2 separate regions of the Homo sapiens genome follow, and region 2 is linked to region 1. Evidence: read pairs that join two places in POLR2A ChIA-PET (ENCODE). Cell type or tissue: endothelial cell of umbilical vein. All regions are shown on one strand. Each heading gives the region's core, and the rest is flanking DNA. Links, peaks and the distances in the headings are about the cores only.

The links. ChIA-PET counts read pairs that join two places held together with the same protein. Peaks named below come from ENCODE experiments on the same cell type or tissue, not always from the same donor. Only the 100,000 strongest peaks of a DNase experiment are listed, where the experiment ranks them.
Region 2: POLR2A ChIA-PET joins it to region 1 with 5 read pairs; 1 of 35 experiments calls an interaction of 5 or more read pairs at or near these places.

Annotation. Positions count from the first base shown.
Region 1 is chr3:171,951,563-171,962,334 of GRCh38, forward strand. LOC105374217 (a long non-coding RNA gene) reads left to right here. Exons shown (of 4, transcript XR_924718.4): 2 at 359-393; 3 at 7,925-8,026. Among named protein-coding and RNA genes, the nearest start is that of TMEM212-AS1, 56 kb to the left of the region's middle. RefSeq lists an enhancer at 8,984-9,484. In endothelial cell of umbilical vein, for the core only: no CTCF peak of the experiment used is centred there; a DNase peak (open chromatin) is centred at 3,389; H3K27ac peaks cover 1,127 bases.
Region 2 is chr3:173,730,821-173,735,820 of GRCh38, forward strand. All of the region lies in intron 3 of NLGN1 (neuroligin 1), which reads left to right. LOC105374225 (a long non-coding RNA gene) reads right to left here. Exons shown (of 2, transcript XR_924728.4): 2 at 556-829. Among named protein-coding and RNA genes, the nearest start is that of NLGN1-AS1, 190 kb to the right of the region's middle. In endothelial cell of umbilical vein, for the core only: a CTCF peak has its summit at 2,400 (motif pointing right); a DNase peak (open chromatin) is centred at 2,401; H3K27ac peaks cover 411 bases.

The DNA of each region.
Region 1 (10,772 bases), core at 2,677-7,676:
GCCACTGCACCCAGCCATGATAAAAACATTCTATCTATCAACCGAGAAAGTTCTCTGTGCCCCTTCCAGTCACTTTCCACCTCTCACAGGCAATCACTGTTCTAAACCTGTTCTCTGAATTTTGCCTCTGGTTTTTCTGGCTCAACATACAGTTTTTGGGATTTAGCCATCTTGTTCTTTGGATCAATGGTTCATTCCTTTTTATTGCTAAATACTTATCCAGTGTATAACATACCACAATTTGCATATCCATTCCATTGTTGATGGATACCTTTCCAGCTTAGAAGTAGTATGAATAATGCTCTGTAAACATTCTTATATAAATCTGTGTGTGAACATAAGTTTTTATTTCTTTTAGGTAAATATCTAGAAGATAACCTGCTGGATCATGAGGTAAGTGAATATTTAACTTTTTTTTTCTCAACATTTTGTTATGAAATTTTTCAAACATACAGAAAAAAAGAAAGGAACTGTACAATGGACAATTATTGTCCCAATACCCACCACCTAAATTCTACAAGTAGCATTTTGCTAATTTACTTTATCGTGTATCCATTCTCTCATTCATCCATCAACCCATCTTATTTTTTAATGCATTCCAAAGTAAGTTGTACCCATCAGTACACTTTACCCTTCAACACGCATATTACTGGCTGGGCACAGTTGCTCACGCCTTTAATCACAACATTTTGGGAGGTCGAGGCAGGTGGATCACTTGAGCTCAGGAATTTGAGACCAGCCTGGGCAACATGGCAAAACCTTGTCTCTACAAAAAATATAAAAATTAGCCAGGTGTGGTGGCACATGCCTGTAATCCCAGCTACTCGGGAGGCTGAGGTGGGAGGATGGCTTGAGCCTAGGGGGCAGAGATTGCAGTGAGCTGAAATCTCACTATTGTACTCCAACTTGGATGACAGAGTGAGACACTGTCAAAAAAAAAAAAAGCATATTACTAATGACAGCTCAATATTTGTTTACAGATTTTTTAGGTAAATATATATATTTGTTCATGTTGTTGTTAGGTTGTATGAATTCTTTATATATTCTGTCAGACATAAGTATTTAAATATTTTCTCCCATTCTGTGGCTTGCCTTTTCATTTTCTTAACAATGTCTTTTGATGAGCAGAAATTTTCATTTTGATGAAGTCCAATTTACTAATTTTTAATGGTTAATATTTTCTCTGTTTTATCTAAGAAACTGTTGCCAATTCCAAGATCACAAAGATATTTTTCATTTTCTTTTGGAGGCATTATATTTTTAGCCTTTACATTGAGTACACAGATTTTAAAAGCATTTTTTAAATTTATTTTTATTTTTTCCAGATTTTTTTAGGATATAATTGACAAGTAAAAAATGAATATATTTAAGGTGCACAATGCGATGTTTTGGTATACGTGGACATTGTGAAGTGGTTGCAACAATTAAGTTAAATAACATATCTGTCACCTCACATAGTTACCTTTGTGTGTGTGTGTGTGTGTTTGATGAGCATAAAATCTATCTGGCAGCAAAGGCATTTTCTAAAGTCCAGAAAATGCCACTAATATATGCATTAATAATATACAAAAAACCAGTAACTAACTTTATTATGTTAACTTATCTTTTCTTTTCTCTGTTGAACTATTTATTTACATACCTAAACTCTACTCAAACTGCTGTTGTAAAAAACAAGGAGGAATTAGTTTCTCTTCATCTCTAACACCAGAAGAAGATCCATTTTGTAGTCTTATTGCTCTGTTGAATGACTGTCTCCTGGTTTGTGGGCAGACTGGAAGCAGGAGTTCTCTCTGTTTTGGCCACAGTACCCAGGGATACATGCAGCGTACTCAGATACAGGATTGGTTAAGGCAGAGTGCTGAAAAGGTGTTGCTTGACTAGTCTGCCTACTTTGCATACGAGAATTTGGACTAAAATTGTCACTCTAAGTCTCCTGGATCAGCTATGAATCCTTAACAATAGTATCTCAAAATTCAGAACCTTATGAAGCTTTATTAATGATGACAGTACACTATGGAATGTGTTTGGTAAACAGAGAGGGAGAAATCACATTAAAATAGACAATATGTTTCTTCACCAAGGTCTCTAGCTTTCTTCACTGAGGAACTGTGAAAGGTTTTCACCAGTCACCAGTCTAAGGGAACTCCTCTCTTTCTCTCTCTCTCTCAGATTTTTCCCCCGTTTCCATCGTTCCATTGTCTATTGAACCTTTTCTCAGAATCCTGCACTAGTTAGTTAGTGCAGGAACAATTACTTCCTTGTGTTCAGTCATTTAACACCAACTGCGGAGAGAGCTCCGGCTCTCTGTGTGCAGGTGCTCAAAGCTCAGGGCTTTTGCTTTTTTTTTTTTGACTCTTCACCAAACCTCTTTTCCATAACTCTAGCTACTCTCGTTATTAATTTTACAGAGCAAAAGGAGACTCCTTGTTGTCTCCAGCACACTCCATACAATTCCTGCCATAGCAGCTTGGTTCTTGACCTATCCTGTAGGCTTCTTTAAGCTATGGCAGTGGGAAGAATTACGTACCTCACTTTAGCCTTTTGTTTTGTTTTGTTTTGTTTTTTTGTAGAGATGAGCTCTCGCTTTATAACCCGGGCTGGTCTTGAACTTCTGGCCTCAAGCAAGCATCCTGTCTCAGCCTCCCAAAGTGCTGACATTACAGGCATGAGCCACTCACTTTGGCCTTTGATAGAAGAAAACAGCTTCTAGATAGTCCAGATTTAACGTGAATTGAGAGAGCTGTGGGACTTTGTATTTTCTGGAGTGTCACTTTTCTTGCCTTCTTGATTCCTGAAGCTTTGCCTGTTGCTGTATTCCAGTTCAGTCCCTTAGTACACAGCTTGCATAGGCTACTATGATTTGCCTAAAATCAGAAAATACTTACATTTAAAATGTATATACATGCTTTTAAGAAATGCATTCTCAGTATGTTAAATAATCAGATGAACTAAAATGTTTACTTTTTAAACTGTTGTTTTGGCTTCTTACCACGTTGAAATGCTTATCATTTTAATTTATGCAAGTTAGTAACTCTCACTCCACAACCAGCTTACTCTAAAAATATGAACATTATACCAAAGTCAGTAAATGCAATAGTTTTTTTTTTTTTTGCATGAGAATTCTTGGAAAAACATTTTAATCACCTAAAATATCATTAATTTAAAACTAATTAGACTAAATAAGATTTGGCAAATTTCTGCCCTTCAGACAAATCGTTCATATTTTTCGTAATTTGTTCGTGCATGTTACCATGGAGACAGTGAAGTCAAAACACACCAGCTAGTGCATTGTTCAGCTCTGGACTTCCTACTATAGATTTGATTAAGTAATCTGGCCTGCTCATTTTGAGAATCTGAGAACATAGCATTGTCTCTTTAGTAAAAGCATGGTCAGCATTCAGACGTAATCAATAAGGCAATAAGAATTAGGTGTTACATGTAATCATTGCCCTTTTTTATGTGATAAAATAAGGAAAAGGTAAATCACTTACTTCAATCAGTTATTTATGTGGTAAATGCAATGCCTCTGATTCATTCCTCAGAGAAGTGGGCTTGATCTTATAAAAGGAATGAAAAAAAAAACTGCTTATTTGGTAAATGAGACAGGTGGCCTTTTTGACTAAAGCACCAAATAAGGCATTTTTGGGACTCATTTCCTTTGCAGATGCATTGAATATTATTCTCCATCTTCCTGCCTTACACAATACTTGGAACAATAGAAAAATGCACCTCTTTTTCAATGAAGCGTACTTGTCGTCTAATGATTTTGTCTTTACAAGCCCCTTTTATGACATGCTGTCTTGTAGAAATGTTACTTTCATCCTACTGGGCTTCGTCTAGAAGGTCAATATGGTTATGGTTTCTACATTCTGTTTCTTTTACTGTGAAAACTGGCAAAAAAAAAAAAAAAAAAAAAAAAAAGGCACTCCTATGCTTTGATTTAATCCACTTCCAGAAGGACAGATGTTATCAGTGGCCAGAAAAGGTAGGTTATGCGTATGTAAGGATCCCCTCCCCACCATTTCATAAGGACACAGAAAGAGAAATGTCTTAGGTGTGTTTTAAAAACAAAAATGAATTGTATGAATCACCGGAGAATAATCAGAAACCGTCCTATTCCAACCTTTATGCATCACCAACAAAACAAAATTGGTCATTTTTAAGAAATCTTCATTTTCTTTGAGTCTAAGCACACCTATGGAATTTTGAAGCTGACCAATAAGAGTGATTTGGCTTCCGAGCAAGGGTTTTATTCAGGAACAGGCAAATCACTCAAGCAGCTGAATAATTCCAGTGACTTGTATAAAAAAAATTCCTGCTGTAGCAAACAATGAAATTATTGCATTGCAAGTACAGAAAAGACTAACTCTTTAGGTTTTCCTACTTGACTCTATATGGAACATATTTCAATAATAGTTTGTTAATGTACTTCTTTCCAATAATTAAAATATGAATATTTAACCATATAATTACATTTCATCTCAGCAGAGAGATTTGCGGGTATAATTTCTACATAATTCTTAAAGTATGGACCAATCTTTGCGATTTCAGAAATGATCTCTCTCTCATAGCATTTAACTTGAAACATATACCAGATGTCTGTGGCATGCATCTAGGCATAGTTAATCTGTAAATACTACTTAGAGGGTGCGCCAATGGACAAAGAGCTATCACTTCAAATCTTACCAAATGGTCTGTTCGGGAGCACAGATACGGAGCAGGCTTCCTCCCCAAAAATGCTGGTTTGTAGGCGGAGCTTGGGGACTGTTTCCCTGCCTTGGGGAAGCCTTGGCCCTCCCCTCCAAGGAAAGCCAGGACAGATGGGCAGTGTATTTGACAAGGAACCCCTGCATCCTCGCTTCAACGCCCTTCTACTCTACTTTAAAAGCAGTACTGTATTTTTTAAGTGTTGTAACTGGCAGCTCTGCCGGCACTGGCTGCAGCTGAACAATCCTCCATTCAAATCAAGCCGCCCAAACCCAGATTCAGTGGAAAGTTGTGATGGAGCACACAGAGGGAGGCCTCTCTGCTCTCCACTGCGCGGAGGGTGAGGGTTATGTCAGGCGCCCCGAAGATTCCAGAGGGAAGAATTCGGCAGAGTTTTTATACAGCATCTATTATACCAGTTTCACAAGGAGGATTTACCAACTGGAAAGAGAAAAGTTTACCTTAGTTGGCTTCCTTTTGCTGGTGCCACCAGGGTCTGAGCCTCCCCAAATCTCCCTCAAGTAGGAGGCTTTAGTCTCTCTTCCTCGCTTGGAGGCCTCTACAACCATGCCAGATTTTGTAGCCCTGACATTTCTAAGTAAACATCAGCATAAAGTGTCCCTTATGAGGGAGCCAGTGCAGGGCTGGAGAGGAGAGATAAAGGAGCGTTTGCAAGCATGGTGAGGCAAGTTGCAGCAAGGCAAGAAGAGAAAGAAGAGTGAAAAGGGGAGAAGAAAAGATAGGTGGAATCTGCTAATGAGTTGAAGGCTTTTTCTTGGGCAAATGGCATCTGCTTAATTTTCTAGGAGCTGATGCATTACCTTCCCTTGATGTAAATTACCTTCTAACAACAACACATACACATACACCCCTCTCTTCATTAGCCCACACAAAGCTCAGTGTAGACCCTATATTAGCTTCCTAAGGCTGTCCTACCAAAAAATCAAAACCTAGGTGGCTTGAAACAAGAGAAGGTTGTTATCTTACAGTTTTGGAGACTAGAAGTGAGAAATCAAGGCATTGGCAAGGCCAGATTCTCTCTAGGGGCCAAGACTTTCTGGCCTCTTCTAGCTCTGGCGTTTCCCAGCATCCCTGGTGCTCCTTGGCCTGTGGATGCGTCGCTCCAATCACATGGCATCTTCTCCGTGTCCTCACCTCATCTTTACTGTGTGTGTGTCTGTCTCTGTGTCCAAATTTCTCCTTTTCATACAGACATCAGTCATATAGGATTAGGACCTATACTAACGACCTCATTTTAACTTGATTATCTCTGTAATGACCCTATTTCCAAATAAGGTCACATTCTGAGGTAACAGAGGGTTAGGACTTCAATGTATCTTTCTTGGGTGATATAATTCAACCCATAACAGACCCCTATTTGGAAAGCACTTCCCACTGCTCTGTGCTTACCTCCTCAAAAGTAGCCCACTGCAACACAGGAAGGAAAAGGAACTTCTCAAGGGAGATGAAGCTCTAGATCGGACTACAGTAGTAGAAAAACAGGATAAGACTAGTTTCTCTAGCCCCCAGAAGTATGTAGAAAAAAGGTATCAGGGAGATATTGATCGCTCATCTGTTGAGGACTCACTATGTACCAGGTCTATGCTGGGTACTTTCATAATCATGAGGTGTCTAAAAGCTGGATCAGACAGTTCCTTTTAAATTTGCCTTTTTTGGCTGAGTGCGGTGCCTCACACCTGTAATCCCAACACTTTGGGAGGCCGAGGTGGGTGGATTACGAGGTCAGGAGTTCGAGACCAGCCTGGTCAACATAGTGAAACCCCATCTCTACTAAAAACACAAAACTTAGCCGGGTGTGGTGGCACGTGCCTACTGTAGTCCCAACTACTCGGGAGGCTGAGGCAGGAAAATCACTTGAACCCGGGAGGCGGAGGTTGCAGTGAGCCGAGACCACATCATTCCACTCTAGCCTGGGTGACAGAGTGAGACTTTGTCTAAAAATAAATAAATAAAATGAAATAAATTTTTTGAAAATTGCCTTTTTCTCAAACCCCTGCTGAAGTCCCTGTGAATAGTCCCTAAGAAATAGCATCACCTAGACCAAATCCTCAATTTTATAGATGAAGAAACTGAGAGTTAGGCTAATTAATCTCTCCAATGATGCACAACTAGTTAGTGTCAGAACTAGGGCTAGAATCCCATTTTATTGATGCCCACTCTGGCAGTTTTTGTTTCAATGTGGCCTGCGTATTTGACTTTCTGACATATTTGCAAAAGGGAAATAAATTGAACTTTGGTTAACCCCTATAAGCAGAGCAAAGAAGAGGGCTGGCAGACCCTGCCTGGAACTCTTCCTTGATTTACACCATTTTCCAGTTATTTTCCGCCAAAACTGGAATAGATTGCACATGAGTAGAGAGTAATCTGTATGTTACGCACCAAAGTAGCTCTGCCCTTACCAGAGCCTGTGCAGAAAATGGGAATTCAGAGAGAAACGGATATAGCCCCTGCCTTCAAGGAGTTCAGAGACTTGTGGAAGATGTGGACATATGAGAAATTAAATTCACTCTATTTTTATTTATTTATTTGAGATGGAGTCTTGCTCTTGTCACCCAGCCTGGAGTGCAATGGTGCAATCTCAGCTCACTGCAGCCTCCGCCTCCTGGGTTCAAGCGATTCTCCTGCCTCAGCCTCCTGAGTAGCTGGGACTACAGATGCCCGCCATACGCCTGGCTAATTTTTGTATTTTTAGTAGAGACAGGGTTTCACCGTGTTAGCCGGGCTGGTCTCAAACTCCTAACCTCAAGTGATCTGCCCGCCTTAGCCTCGCAAAGTACTAGGAGGATTACAGGCATGAGCCACCGCACCTGGCCTAAACTCACTCTAATGGAATACACATCACAATGCAGATTTTAAACAAGCACAGGAGGGATTTAGGGATGGCTGGCAGCTGAATGTGTCTCAAGATTAGTTTACAAGGCACTTACAGTGGAGGGGTCAGTCCAGGAAGGGAGCCTGTGTTGTGTACCCCATGTAACGTGCTGGAAGCCCACAACAGTTTGTAACAGCTACACTGTCAGGTCCTTAGGACAAACGACTCATAAGTATCAAGAAATGAGAGAGATTAGGCTAGAGCCAGTTTCTTAAGAATCTTGTGTGCTAGACTAAGTAATTTAGGCTTTGTCTTATGGGTAATAAAGGCCCAAAGTTGGTTTTAAGGAAAGAGAGTGACAGGAATTGTATTTCTTTTTCATAGGAGATAGAGATTGCATCTGACTGGGACTAAGCAACCCTCGGAAGCACCAAACCTCACCTCCCTTCTCAACACCTGACTCCGGCCTAGGGCCTTCCCACTGAGGTAACTGATGTCAGATGACACCCCCAAAACCCAACCAGGCTCCAGATTACACCCTAGGGCTTCCCAGAAGAGCAGGGCTCCTGAGTGCGAGCTGGAAAACTAGTTTACCTGTGGGAAAATCCAGCTCCAGTACCACAGAGAAAAGCCCCTGACAAATTGCTGAGAGTCAGCAGGAGGGAGGACCTGACATTTCAGAAAACACTTTTCCTCTCTCTTTGTCCTTCCCGGTGTGTGTCGTTAATTGCGAGGCTGTCTCCATAGCAAAGTCCAAAAAGCACCTTGGCATGTGTGTGGGAGTGTTATCTGGCAGAGCTGTGTCAAGCCATAGGTACATTTTGAGTTTGATACCCAAGTAAACTTTCCGTGGTTCATGCCGCCCTCCCCAAAGGTTAAAAGTAATAAGACCGTCTTTGTGCCTTCGCGGTCTGACTTTTCACAGGCTATTATGAAGAGGGTTGGGTGGGGGTAGAATGTATCCATATAATTTGCATGTTAATGTTTGTTCTATAAATATCCACTGAGAAAGGAAAAAACCACACTTCAAAATATGCTTCAAGAGAACATTTCAGTTTTTATGATCCAAGTGCCAAGAAGTAAGAAAAAAAGAAATCAACTCATTTTTCATTAATTTATTACAAGTTTCAGATATCGATAGTTATATTCAGAGTTTCAGTTACAACATCATAATTACATGCTTTTAAAACTCTGAATACAATAAGGAAGTTCAAGAAGAGATTCCTTTAACAGTTTCTATTTCTTCCCTTCCTTCCCTCAACAAACACGTCTCAACCACTTGAGTTAGCTGCAGGCTCACCAGGCCCCAGACTGTGCAGGATTCTAGGGCTGCTCAACATGGAGCACCTCACCTGCAGGAGCCTAAATAAAGTTGGCAAGTGCCCATCAATCCTTTTCATAAGAAAAGCAAAGGGAGGCCGGGTGCAGTGGCTCACGCCTGTAATCCCATCACTTTAGGAGGCCGAGGCAGGCAGATCACGAGGTCAGGAGTTTGAGACCAGCCTGGTCAAAATGGCAAAACACCATCTCTACTAAAAATACAAAAATTAGCCGGGCATGGTGACGGGCGCCTGTAATCCCAGCTACTTGGGAGGCTGAGGCAGGAGAATCTCTTGAACCGGGGAGGCAGAGGTTGCAGTGAGCCGAGATCGTGCCGCTGCACTCCAGGCTGGCCGACAAGAGCAAGACTCTGTCTCAAAAAAAAAAGAAAGAAAGAAAAGAAAGAGAAAGGAAGGAAGGAAGGAAAGAAGAGAAAAGGGAACCATATTGCAGTGACCACATTCATCAGGAATATTCGGGGATCCGTGGATCAGGATATGAAGCTTTTCTCCTAAAGGGGACAACAGAAAATTCGTCTTGAGGAAAATAGTGTGGGGAGTAGGAGTTTGGCTTCTGTCCTCTAAAACTTGCCTGAGAGGGTGGACCTCATGGGCGTTTCCACAGGGTGGCTTATGGGGCTTTGCTGTTACCTGCTGAATCACCCTCCCACATCCTGGCCTGCCTGCCTGTTCCCCGCCGGGAGTGTCTGCCGGTGACCACACTTACTCAGGGAAAGATGAAGTCACCACCTGCATGAGTTTCAGGATGGCCAGAGAATGGCCCCTTCAGATAGACTGGAGCCACCCTGGGGAGGTAGGGAGGCTACCTTTTTCTGTGTACTTAACCTAACCATTTGGGAAAATCCTGAATATGACTTGGAAGTTCTTCACAGCTTTCTTCACAATTTCCATTCCCTTAATGTCTTGTGAAAAGAGAACTTCATGTTTCTCTCTATATTAAACGTGTGTGTGTGTGTGTGTGTGTGTGTGTGTGTGTGTGTGTGTGTTTGCGCACACTGGGGTAGGGGAGTTAACCCCTAAGCTTTAAAAATAACAACAATAAAAATTACAGTGAGAGTGAAAGCTACTGGGAAGCATAGGTTAGAAAATCTGGATTCTGGGTTCAGTGTTGACCTTGTGTGACCTGGAAAACACCAGTTGACCTCTGTGAGATGCTTTTCTTCATGGGGATGTGGCATCAGTCTATGGGGACATGCATAGTTGGTATGCATAATGAAAAGGAGAAAGGTGACCTAAAACATTTTTTGGTAGCAAATACAGAAATGAACTGGGGGAAAGCAGAGACTGGGAGGAAAGGGGAATCAGGACATGGCTTGAAGAAGAGTGTGCACAATAAAAAGAACCATCAGCACAGAATCAAAGGTAGAATGATGCCCAACACAGTTTTGTCCCAGCTTGATCCAGAACAAGAATAAACAGTCTTCTGCTGCTGCTAGATCAAAGCATCAGAAGAAAACACTGCAATTTCGGCCTAATGCAGTGGTTCATGCCTGTAATCCCAGCACTTTGGGAGGCCGAGGCGGGCGAATCACCTGAGGTTGGGAGTTCGTGACCAGCCTGACCAACATGGTGAAACTCCGTGCCTACTAAAAATACAAAAATTAGCCAGGCGTGGTGGTGCGTGCCTGTAATCCCAGCTACTCGGGAGGCTAAGGCAGCAGAATCACTTAAACCCGGGAGGCGGAGGTTGCAGTGAGTCCAGATTGCGCCACTGCACTCCAGCCTGGGTGACACAGTGAGACTCCATCTCAAAAAAAAAAAAAAAGACAAGAAAAAAGAAAAAACAGTACTTTGGAATAGAAAATGATTTGTTGGAATGAACATATCCAGCAGGATGACATGGTAACATCTTTTTAAAGGCCGTATTGACACAGAATCACTCAAGCAAGTTG
Region 2 (5,000 bases), core at 1-5,000, 1.8 Mb after region 1:
CTTACTTACGGAACATCAGATTTGAGCACCTGTAGAAGATAATAAAATCTCTGATATATTCTCTTTGAAAATAATTGAGGAAATAATATTTTCTAACTTCAGAATTTTAAAGAGAAAGCAAACGTATCAATCTGGGCAAGGCTTCAAAGAGGCCATGATATGTGCCTTGAGAAATCCCTTGGCCATCACCAAGGGGCTATTCTGTCTCTTGGAGCGGCTCTGCAGAATAATTTTACCGTATAATCTGTGACTGTTTTCATTCCGATATCATTCACATAGAGTCTTAGATGACAATTTCTCTTTTTCTAGGGAAAAATTTAGTACTATTTTATGCATAATGTAAGTTGTGTTATTACCAGATTTTTAAAGGAAATAGGTTTTTGAAACCCTTAGTTTCATTTTATTCTTGAGTTCTGATAAGTTGTATACATTTGTTAATTAAACATGACCATGAAACATAGCAATAAAATCTGAAGAATGGAAAGAAAGATGGAGTTACTTTATAATTTTGTTTCTAATATTTTGTAAAATCATTTAAATATAAGATGGACTGTATTCAATTTCAAGTTTTTATTTTGGAAATGCACAAATCGTATAAAATATTAGGACTTTGGATCCAGGTCCCACTAATATTGTGAGTTTCCTCATTATGAAATGGGAAATACTACCTTTTCTGCAGAACTATTGAGAGGATGAGATGAAATAAATATGTGATAAATAGTATTGTGTAGCTATTACAGCAGGCTCTCAGTAAAGGTTAGTTATCCTTTCTTCTCTACCACAATTACTGCTTCCTTTTGTTTTAAAAAATTCAGGTTCCTTCTTCAATCTGAAAAACAGCATGAGAAACATTTTTCATTATTGCATAAGGAAACCAAAAAAAGAAAAATACAAATTCTGTTTAAAAAATAATTCACCTAGAACAATATTCTGTACCTATAATTTACATAGAAATATAAATATATAAAGGAGATGTGCAAAATGAGATGGATTTAGGTTCTTGTATTATGACTGAGTTCAGGAAGTGGTCAAAAAATTAAAAAGACATTTTTTGTAAAGAACAATACTGCTCTTTGCTAACAGAGTAATGAAAAGATAAACTCACTGAGGAATAAAATCATAATCATTATGGTGTTAAAATAGATGATGTATATTTTTATTAAGAAAAGTACAAACTAAATTGTTGTTTACAATTATTTTCAAACATACCTCTAATATACCAGTGGTTAGGATAGTATTTTAAGGTAGTTAAGATAAAATATTATCTCTCATTTAAATTGCTTAAACCCCCTTCACTAGGACCTTAAATGCCCCAGTAGGACATCTTAGCATAACTAGATGTTTTCCATCTTTTAATTACTATGACTAATTTTTTACAGCTGAGTTACAAAACCTTGAAAATAATGAATATGGTGACACATTCTTAATTATAATGGTGCAAACAGCACCACTCTGATACAGTGTGAGGCTTACATTGAAAAGGAATTTCCCTGGAATTGAAGCTCCTCTGATTGCTTTCCACATCACGTTTTAAACAAACACTGTGATGCTTTAGCCATGACTTGGTTGCCTAGGATACACAGTTAATGTAGCCCTAAGATGCTGCTACTAGTTAGGCTTTGAGGCCGTGTCTGTAAGTGCTGCACATAGCTGCTTTTAATACATTAGAAACATTTATGTAACAGGGACACTTTGCGGCTGGGTTCGGGGTGGGTAGTTGCAGTTTCATTCATGAGATAACCAGCTGTATATTTCAGTAGTTACAGTGAAAATAGTTATTTTTATTTTAGTTTAGGTTAGTTTTTCTGTGAAAGAGGCAAAAAGTGACGGTTTTTTAAACAAATGCAAAATTGATTCAGTGACCTAATTCTAAGACACATTCTCAAAGAATTAAATTTTCATTGTTGAAGAACTGGAAAAGGTAACTAGCTAAATTACAGTGAGTCATTTCTACAAGCCTCTTCATTTGATAGTGACTTTTATTAGTAGATGTTTATTTAGTCTGTGTGGTAAAACATATCAGTTTATTTTTATTAAGATATTTGAAAGTTTCATGTATTATAAAATTATTATGATAATAAAAATAAACATTAGCAAGATAATGTTTGTAACAGTAGTTAATGAGAGTATTGGTGATGAACCACAGAAATATATACAAATATGGTATGTACAGATTATACCTTTTATATCAAAAATTATCTTTCAATTTTTATAACAGTACATTTTTAATGTTTTTGGTTTAAATACGAGATGGAAATATAAAGCTGGTTATACATTTTAGCAAAACAACTTAAATCTGGTTTTAAAAATCAGTAGTCTTCTTGCTTCATTCCTATGAAAACTTGAATTGTCTTCTTGGCTGATTGGAGTTGTTGAGTGAGTGGGAAGATCCAATTTGAACCAGCAGGTGGTGCTTGAGTTATAAATGCATTTAGAATAGATATTTTTTTGAAAATCTTGCAAAACTTTCAGGAATGGTTGTTCTTATTTTCTATTTTATAGGGGTAATTACATTTTAGAAGGAAAATCTCATTTAGAGCTTCTGAATTATCACTGGAATTGATAAGCTTAATGCCTTTTCATTCCTTCTCTCTTTCCCTTTCCCTTTTCTCTAATCATTGTTCCCTTTTCTGCAGTAGCTTTCAGCAGCTGTACTGTCAGGGAGGAAGGATACACTCTTTTCTCCACAACAGAGGGCCTGGGTGGTGAAAGTGGAAGATACTGTTCCAGGAGAGCTTCAGGCATATTGCCTGCAAGTGTACCACTTTTTCTCCTGGGTAAGATTCAAGGAGGTTCCTAACTTCACCTTGAAATCTTGGTGCATGTTTATGACACCACTTTTCAAGTTCACTCTTCTGTATATAAACCATTTTTGCTGTGTATTAGAATGCAGCTCTCTTAATAGTGACTAATTTATTCAGTCTTCAAAAATGCATATGGTCCCAAAGGTAATAAAATTATGGCCTTTGACATTTGTCACGGGGGAGGAACACTGTTTGTGTAAAAATTCCTGCAAAAAAGCATTGTCCATACCACCAAATTCAACAAGAAAATAAAAACATTGTTTGATGGATAGTGCATTTTCAGTTTAGATGTACTAAATCTAGTGAATGAGCATAAAACCTAAATGACTAGGTTTTATGTCATTTGACATATCAAATGACAAAAGATATAATATTACCGGTTATCTAGTGTTACTTCTTTCTGTGAGCACATCAAGTAGACTTTGCGGTTATATTTTAATTATTAAATACTAAAGCTAATGAAAGTCCTGGATGTCTGCTATTCCTGCAGAAATAATCAGAAAGCATCTTATAATTACATTTTTTCATTTTAGGAAATTCCTTTATTGGTTTTGTTAATAACATTTGGTTTTATAATATTGATGGCTTTAGAATTATGATCATGTTAAGGCCTTAGAGCCTAATTTATTTGGCTGATCACATTTCTGACATTTTAGTTCAAGATAATAAACACTGTATATTCCTAAAGTGACATGCATGTTGTGTTTTCAGTCTATTGAGAATTATATCAGATAATTAGATTCTGTGGATAATTCTATTTTTTTTTTTTTTTTTTTTTTTTTTTTTTTTAGAAACAGGGTTTCACCCTGTGGCCCAGGCTGAAGTGCAGTGGCTCAATCATAGCTCATTGTAGCCTCAAACCCCTGGGCTCAAGTCGTTCTCCTGCCTCAGTCTCTCAAGTGGCTGGGACTACAGGAGTGTGCCACCACAGCCACCTAATTTTTTATTTTTTATTTTTTGTAGAGATGAGGTTTCACTATGTTGTCTAGGCTAGTCTTGAACTCCTGGCCTCAAGCAAATCCTCCTGCTTCTGCCTTCCAAAGTGCTAGGATTATGGGCATGAGTCACTGCACCTGGCCTTATTAATTCACTAGTAACAAGCAATCTGAATAAATCACATTTTTCCCCTTAAGAAACTCTTTTTCTTCTATTTTTCCTCAGTAGGAATTTTCCCTGACAAAGTTAATATCTTCAACAAATTATTGCAATTGCTTTTTTCTGAACTCTGACTCAAAGTGATCAGGACAATTGGTATTAGCAACGGCAGAATAAAGAGCATGGAATAATGGATCTTTTCTTAGATTATGTACAGGTCTCCATCTTTATGACTAATGTGGCACAACATTCTTCTCTGCAAAGGTTTTTCTTTTTCCTTTAAGAATTAAACTTAATGCAGTATTTGTCAGTTATAAATCCAGCTATGCAAATAAGGGTCCACTAGGACTCTGAAGAAGGGAATGAACTTCAGTTGCCCTTATGAGCTCTATTAATTTGCATGTCCATAGTAATATTCCAGTTTCCAGGTTCCTGTAACTATGTATGGGCATAAGATACAAAAAGTAAGATGATTCACTCAAATTCCAACTACTGTTTTAAAAAGTAACAACCAAAATGCAAAGTTCTAGCAATATTTAGTCCAAAAAGTGAATATTTTGTTGTTTTAATACGTGGGAGTTTATTTTCATTCCTTTTCTCCCTTGCACATGGAACTACTGAAACACTTTTATTTTTTCCCAGTACATCTTTGGCCACTTGAATTTATAGAGAAGAGAAGAGCAATGTAAAATACTAATGAAGCAATTCTTTCTCACATTTCAGACTGCTGCAAATCAAACTCAAAGGATTAGGAAAAAGACCCTTCTTACAAGTTTATAAGACTAAAATTTCTTACTGGTTCATGAAATACATTTAACTTCTCATTCTTCTGCAACATAGAAAGCTGTTGTCAGCTGGCTGATTTCTTGCATACCAGGCCAACTCTTCTGTCTCAAATCTGCATAGAGATAAGTTTGGAGAGGAGCAGAGTCCCTTTGGGGATGAAATTTGCTTTTGCTATTTTTGTTATTCCTTTTTCACAGGAGGCTGTGTAATAATTTTCTGCCTAGGGTCTTGAAATAACATTAAAGATTGACAATTTGGTTAGACTTGTCACTCTTAGGGCCAAAGTTGACTCATATTGCACAAGGGACTGGTGAC